Linked DNA regions of Homo sapiens: region 1 is linked to region 2. A link is a contact called in ENCODE Hi-C or POLR2A ChIA-PET data. All regions are on one chromosome and are shown on one strand. Each heading gives the region's core, a stretch centred on a gene start or an enhancer-like site at or near the end of the contact. The rest is flanking DNA. Distances are from core to core; before and after follow the strand shown.

What was found. A loop is a pair of places that touch in the nucleus more often than their neighbours do. ChIA-PET counts read pairs that join two places held with the same protein, here RNA polymerase II (POLR2A). Pooled maps may share reads with other maps.
Region 1: a map of endothelial cell of umbilical vein shows a loop between it and region 2 (6-fold over the local background). The contact joins the enhancer-like site here to the promoter of LALTOP in region 2. A Hi-C loop is called at or near these places in 2 of 168 maps with a recorded cell type or tissue (PC-3 and endothelial cell of umbilical vein) and 2 of 50 pooled maps. POLR2A ChIA-PET finds 5 or more read pairs at or near these places in 5 of 52 experiments (H1, MCF 10A, PC-3 and 1 more).

Annotation. Positions count from the first base shown.
Region 1 is chr2:1,719,963-1,723,645 of GRCh38, forward strand. All of the region lies in intron 1 of PXDN (peroxidasin), which reads right to left. Among named protein-coding and RNA genes, the nearest start is that of PXDN, 23 kb to the right of the region's middle. Within about 2 kb of position 1,414, at least 18 of the 41 ENCODE cell types and tissues checked have a DNase peak (open chromatin) inside an H3K27ac peak, as active enhancers do; they include PC-3 and endothelial cell of umbilical vein, where a contact is called at or near this core.
Region 2 is chr2:1,623,962-1,627,460 of GRCh38, forward strand. LALTOP (lung cancer associated lncRNA targeting TOP2A) reads right to left here and starts at 1,458. Exons shown (of 7, transcript NR_198949.1): 1 at 1,288-1,458. RefSeq lists an enhancer at 1,294-2,123.

The DNA of each region.
Region 1 (3,683 bases), core at 164-2,663, 96 kb after region 2:
AGATGCACAGAGAGAGGGAGGGATGCAGAGAGAGAGGGAGGGGAGGGATGTAGAGAGAGAGAGAGAGAGAGGGAGGGATGCAGAGAGAGAGAGAGGGAGGGAGGGATGCAGAGAGAGAGGGAGGGAGGGATGCAGAGAGAGAGGGAGGGAGGGATGCAGAGAGAGAGGGAGGGAAGAATGCAGAGAGAGAGAGAGGGAGGGAGGGATGCAGAGAGAGAGAGATGCACAGAGAGAGGGAGGGATGCAGAGAGAGGGAGGGATGCAGAGAGAGAGAGAGGGAGGGAGGGATGCAGAGAGAGAGAGAGAGAGGGAGGGATGCAGAGAGAGAGAGAGGGAGGGAGGGATGCAGAGAGAGAGAGATGCACAGAGAGAGGGAGGGATGCAGAGAGAGGGAGGGATGCAGAGAGAGAGGGAGGGGAGGGATGCAGAGAGAGAGATGCACAGAGAGAGGGAGGGATGCAGAGAGAGAGGTGGGGTTGAAGGTGAGAAGAGAGGCAGAAGGGAGGTGTATTTTAAGGAGCTGGCTGAGATGGTGGTGGCTTGGCAAGTCCAGAGTCTGCAGGGAGTGCCTCGCTCCACGCTTTCTCACACCACCTGCTCCAGACCAGAGCCTGGGGAGGCAGCCGACCACCTTTGCCTCTCAGATACAGCTCTCTCTGCATCTCTTTCTCTCTCTCTGCATCTCTTTCTCTCTCTCTGCATCTCTTTCTCTCTGCATCTCTTTCTCTCTCTCTCTGCATCTCTTTCTCTCTCTCTCTCTCTCACACACACACACACACACACACACACACGTACACATATCCTGTGGTTTCCATTTCTCTGGAGAACCCTGACCAACCCAGTGTTCGCAATGTGTGTCACATGACCTGGTCCTCCCGGACCGCAGCTGGTTGGACCTGGGTGGGCGCCTGACCCAGGACAGCAGTCCTCATGCTGGCCGCTTACTGATGCTACAGCCCCGGGGAAGCATGGTAGCTGCAGCTCCAGTCCAAAAGCCGCCTCTGCTGGTGGAATTCCCTCCTGCTCCGGGGAGGTCAGCCTTTATTCCGTTAAGGCCTTCAACTAACTGGACGAGGTCCACCCACACCACAGAGGACAGTCGGCTCTACTCAAAGTCTCCAGATTTAAATGTTACTGTCCTCTAAAAACCCCTTCACAGAAACATCCAGAATAATGTCTCAGCACATATCTGGGTGCAGTGGCCCAGCCAAGTCGACATAAAATTCAGCATCACAGGCAGGCAGGCAGCGTGGCTGAGGATGGGGCTCCTTCACTTAGAAGGTGCAAATGTGGCAGGCAGCTGAGATGAAGCCAACTTAGAAGTGTCAGAATTCAAACAACTGAACGGGAATAGTTTCAACAACGGTACGGGTTAATTGAGGTGGTTCCTGTTCAGAAAGACCCAGTGTGCTCTTTGAGTTGAGCAAAACAAATGGATGAATCATGTTAATCCCACTGGGCATTCATCCAGGATTCAGCCAACCAGCAGGCAGGAAGCCCCTCTTCACAAACCAAGCCCAGGAAGTAACTGACTCCAGGCTCTAGTGAAACAGATTGAGTTTTGCTTGTTGCTTTTCTAAAAGCCTCAAATTGGCCGGGTGCGGTGGCTCACGCCTGTAATCCCAGCACTTTGGGAGGCCGAGGCGGGCGGATCACGAGGTCAGGAGATCAAGACCATACTGGCTAACACAGTGAAACCCCGTCTCTACTAAAAATTAGCCGGGCTTGGTGGCGAGCGCCTGTAGTCCCAGCTACTTGGGAGACTGAGGCAGGAGAATGGCGTGAACCCAGGAGGTGGAGCTTGCAGTGCCACTGCACTCCAGCCTGGGAGACAGAGAGAGACTCCGTCTCAAAATAAATAAATAAATAAATAAAAGCCTCAAATCAGGCTGTGCTTTAATGACCTCCACTGAGGAAATGAATCATAAAATGGAATCAAGAAATATTTATACCAAATAGTTACTAAGAGACTCAAAGGGGATCTAACCTAGGGGAATTCCCACATACACATCACTTGTTAGGAAGGCGAGAAAGGCAAGCCAAGCTGATGAGTGAATGAGGAAACGCTTTTTAAAGTGCTAAATAAGACAGTTTTATAAATGAGAAAATACCACAAGACAGAGTTAAGCGAGAAATAATGAACCCGAGAGGTGTTGACAATGGATGGGCTGAAGATGAACTATCAGGAAGTTTCTGAGCGAGCGGACACAAAATAGAACATGTAAGAAGAATAAAATTAAGCCAAAGCAGTCCCTCTTGAAAGCTCTCCACGTGGACGTCTTCACTTTACCTCAGGTTATTCCGGTCAGCAGCCAGCATGGCCGTTCCCTCACCCCAGGACTGTGATGCTGACGCAGTCTCCTCTCTCGGCACTGAGTCCTCAGAGTCCTGGTGGCTTGGCAGTCCCTCTCCCATGAGAAATTGAGAACAGGAGAATCTCAACGCAGAATCCATTGCGTGCAATGCATGGGTTATCCCAGCATCCAGATTCTAGCTGGCTGTGATCCTCAGAAGAACTGGGAACATATTCACCCAAATCATTTTCTTTGGAGCTTTATTTTCTCAATAACCAGTTGAAAAAGACTGCTAGACACAGAACTCTGAGGAACTTCCCAGCAAAGGAGGCTTCTCTAACCTCCCCTCAAAAAATATAAGAAAGTTGTATTTTAAAATCAGTGCATTCTGAACTTAGGAGAAAAGAGGTGTGCGTCTACAGGTGGGGCTCCTTCCACAGCTATCTCCTTCTCTATAACCCTCTAGCTAGGCTTCCAACACTATTCTTAAAATATGGGAGGGGGGTACGAGGAAGCAGGGACAGGGCTGTGGCTCCAGGGGCACAGTGTTGCAGGGCACGGTGTGCCTCACAGCCTGACCCCTTCTGGACCACAAGCACCTGACAGCCTGCTGCTGTCACCACTGTGGGACACTTCACAGTGATTCCAGTAGTGAGGGATGGATGGATGGGTGAATGGGTGGGTAGCTAGATGGAGAGATGTATGTGTGGATGGATGGATGCACGCATCATGGATGGATAGATAGGTGGGTGATTATGGATGAATGGACAGATGGATGGACTAATGAATGGACAGATGAATGAATGGATTAATGGATGGATGGATGAATAGATGGATGAGTGGTTATGGATGAATGGACAGATGGACTAATGAATGGATACATTGATGGATGGCTGACTGGAAAATGGATGAGTAGTTATGGATGAATGGACAGATGGATGAATGAATTAATGAATGGAAGAAAGAATAGATGGATGAGTGGTTATGAATCAATGAACAGATAGATGGACTAATGAATGGAAAGGTGAATGAATGAATGCATTAATGGATGGATAGCTGGAGGGATGGATGATGAATAAATGGATGTGTGGTTATGGATGAATGGAAAGATGGATAAACTAATGAATGAATAGATGAATGAATGTATTAATGGGTGGGTGGATGACTGGATAAATAGATGGATGAGTGGTTATGGATGAATGGACAGATGGATGAACTAATAAATGGGCAGATGGATGAATGAGTAAATTAATGGATAGATAGAAGAATAGATGGTTGAGTTGTTATGGATGAATGGACAGATGGATGGACTAATGAACGGATGGATGGATGGATTAATGGATGGATAAATGGATAGGTGGTTATGGATGGACAGACAGATGGACTAAT
Region 2 (3,499 bases), core at 208-2,707:
GCAAGATGAATGATCATTGCTAATCTGGACTTGCTTACAGTCTCCACCACCGAGCTGAGGTTACTCTAGTGCCCACTCATGCTGACAGCACGACGATGCCCCAGGCAAAGCTCTAGCTACCTCCACACACGAGACCAGGGAGGTATTTATCCACAGGGTCCATAAGACAAACAATTCTGGAGCATCCAGAAGAGCCGTTTTCCCCAGTTACCTTCACAGATGACACAGCCGTGGCCCTCGGACCCCTGAGAGGGTGGGACTTGCTCTTTCTTGGCAGGGAAGGGGTTGACCCTGCCGGGATCTGGGTGCACAACATGGCGACTCTGCCCAACAAGCCGCTGCCGCCCCCGGCAGGTCAGACGGCTGTAACCTTTTTATTTTTTTTCTTTTTACTGACATTTATTTTGTTCAAATAAAATATACTGTTTTCTTTTTTTTTCTTTTTGTTTTGAGACGGAGTCTCCCTCTGTCACAACCTCCTCCTTGTGGGTTCAAGCAATTCTCCCACCTCAGCCTCCAGAGTAGCTGGGGCTACAGGCACAAGCCACCACGCCTGGTTAATTTTTTTTTTTTTTTTGTATTTTTGGTAGAGATGGGGTTTCACCTTATTACCCAGGCTGGTCTCATACTCCCAAGCTCAGGCGATCCTCCAACCTAGGCCTCCCAAAGTGCTGGGATTACAGGCATGAGCCACCGCACCTGGCCAAAAAATTCTTATTAGGTTGACAATTTTATAGCTGAAAATTGAGTCTCAAATAAGTTACATAATTTGTCTGAGCTCAAATAGCAATTAACGGGAATGGAGCTCACCCAAATCTCACGGCTTCAGGTGTACTATTTGCAAAAAATACAAAGACTCTGTGACCATCAGGCTATAAGCAAAGATCTTCACCTCTTAAAAAGTCACGGAGCCGGGCACGGTGGCTCACGGTGGGAGGCCGAGGCAGGCGGATCACCTGAGGTCAGGAGTTCGAGACCAGCCTGGTCCAAATGATGAAACCCCGTCTCTACTAAAAATACAAAAATTAGCCGGGTGTGGTGGTGGGCACCTGTAATCCCAGCTACTCAGGAGGCTGAGGCAGGAAGTCGCTTGAACCTGGGAGGCGGAGCTTGCAGTGAGCAGAGATCGCGCCACCACTGCACTCCAGCCTGGGTGACAGAGAGACTCCATCTCAAAAAAAGAAAAGAAAAGAAAAAAAAAGTCATGGAGCCCCACTACCGAAGTAGGACGGGGACAGAATCAGCCATGATTTCGAGTTAAGGTAAGGATGGTGGAGCAAAGCTCACCTGGGCTGTGCTTGTCCCCAGGACTTTACGTCTAGCAGGGAAGAGAACCGCGCTGGGGGCGGCGGGCAGAGACTCCTGGTGAGTGGTGAAGTCCGGCGCAGGTGCAGGCCTCACGGCTCACGCTGGACGCCTTCCCGGAGATTAGTCACCGTGGATCCGGCTGTGGGCAATGGGGAGCTACGGAGATATTTCAAGCAACAAGGATGAGGGGAGGAGAAGACAGGCTGAGCAAACACAAAGACAGGAAAGGTGTGTTTGGAATGCCTGGGGGAACTCAGTCACTCAGGAAGGAGGGTGCTGGGGAGGGCTGTGCGGCAGTTTCTGGAAGGCTCCCGCTGGGCCCAGGTGCACCGTCTTTTGTAACCACATTCCTGGCCTCTGCAAGGCTTGAGCTATTAGCCACTGGCCTCTAATTGCCAGATGTTCTGGGTCTGATGCGGCTGCTTCTCATCATAACTTCAGCTGCTTCTCATCATAACTTCAGCTGCTTCTCATCATAACTTCGTTGCCTTTACCTTCAGGCAGTGTAGGAAGTCAGGGAAGAGGTCCAGAATCTTCTCTTTTCCCTGCTGCCCGAAAGCATGAGTGAGTCTCTGTGTTTTTCTAAAAGTAATTATGGGATGTGGGGGAGGGTCTCTGAGCCTGAGGGCTCTAGGGGCAAGGCTGTGCTCAAATGACCGGGAAAGGAGAATTCAGCTCCTAGCCTGAGCTAAGCACTTTGATAGGAACATCTCAGGTCATCTGTACAGCAGACTCACAAGGTGGACGGCGTAATTGTCTCTGGTTTACAAAGAAAAAAAAAGATTTGGAAAGGTCACGTGAGTTGGTAAAGGCCACAGAGCTAATAAATTGCAGTCGTTTTATTACAAGCACTCAGGTTCCTAAAATTACACGATTTTGTCTTTCGGATGCGAAGCTTCCAATGAACTCTGCAATTCTATCCGTGTTTCGGATATCAAAGTTTTAATTCAATGTACACGTTGTTGCTCTACATTTGGTAAAATGAAGAGAGTACCCGACTCAAGGTCAGAGGCAGTGGGTTCGAGTCTTGGGTCCAGCAGTTCCTGACTGCAGGGCATGGGAGGCAGGGCACCGAGGAGTTAGAGAGAGGCCGCCGGACACAGCCCAGCCCAGAGCCTTCCCGGCAAGCTCAGGGTCCCGAGTCTCCACAGAGTGTGCGGCCACAACACGGCATCAAACATCCTGCTCCCTTCCCCTACACACCCTGAATCATAAGAAATGATGACCAGTGGTCATTCTCTGAGTTAATTTCTGGTGCAGTAATTTTTAAATAATACAAACATGAATGTTTTCCAGGAACTTCCTCTATAAACAGGTGCATACTAGTCACTCAGCCAGGCTCCAATCCTATGTCCTGATGAGTTTGCTTCTTGAGGACAAAACAACAAGAAAAGCAGTTTGCATGCTGGGAAGGATGCAGACAATTTTAAAAGCATGTGACGATAACATCATAGAGTACTTAACTTAGGGCTTTTTTTTTTTTTTTTTTTTGAGATGGAGTCTCTCTCTGTCACCCAGGCTGGAGTGCAGTGGCACGATCTTGGCTCACTGCAAGCTCCACCTCCTGGGTTCATGCCATTCTCCTGCCTCAGCCTCCCGAGTAGCTGGGACTACAGGTGCCCGCCACCATGCCCGGCTAATTTTTTTGTATATTTAGTAGAGACAGGGTTTCACCGTGTTAGCCAGGATGGTCCACTTACGGCTTTTAATTGTGGGTTAATAATCATTAAGGAGGTATGTTTTTGATAAAACACATTGAAGATAAAATTTTTCCTATAACTTAAGATTATGCTCAAGGTCAGAAAAAAATAATAATAATGAAAATCTGAAGATTTCTATTCCTTCTCTTCCCCAAACCACGGTAATAGAAAAGCCACACCAATTTACTGTCCATGTCTGAACAGTCATTGCAACTGATAAAGGAGTACACAGTGTTTCCTTCCGTCCTCCGCAGCACCAAACCAGTAACCGCAAAGTGATTCCTGAAAACTGTGGTTTCTTGGCGGTATTGTACTAGACCATAAGGGTGACATCCAGAGTTATGATGGAAAAAGGATCACTTTGTTAAGTTAGGGACACGTTCACGACATAATGGGAAGGACAATGGAGATGTTAGGCTTTCAACCTTGGCTTCCGCCCTCTGGAGTCCCCACAGTTGGAACAAAGAAACCCCAGATACTGTGATGGTGAA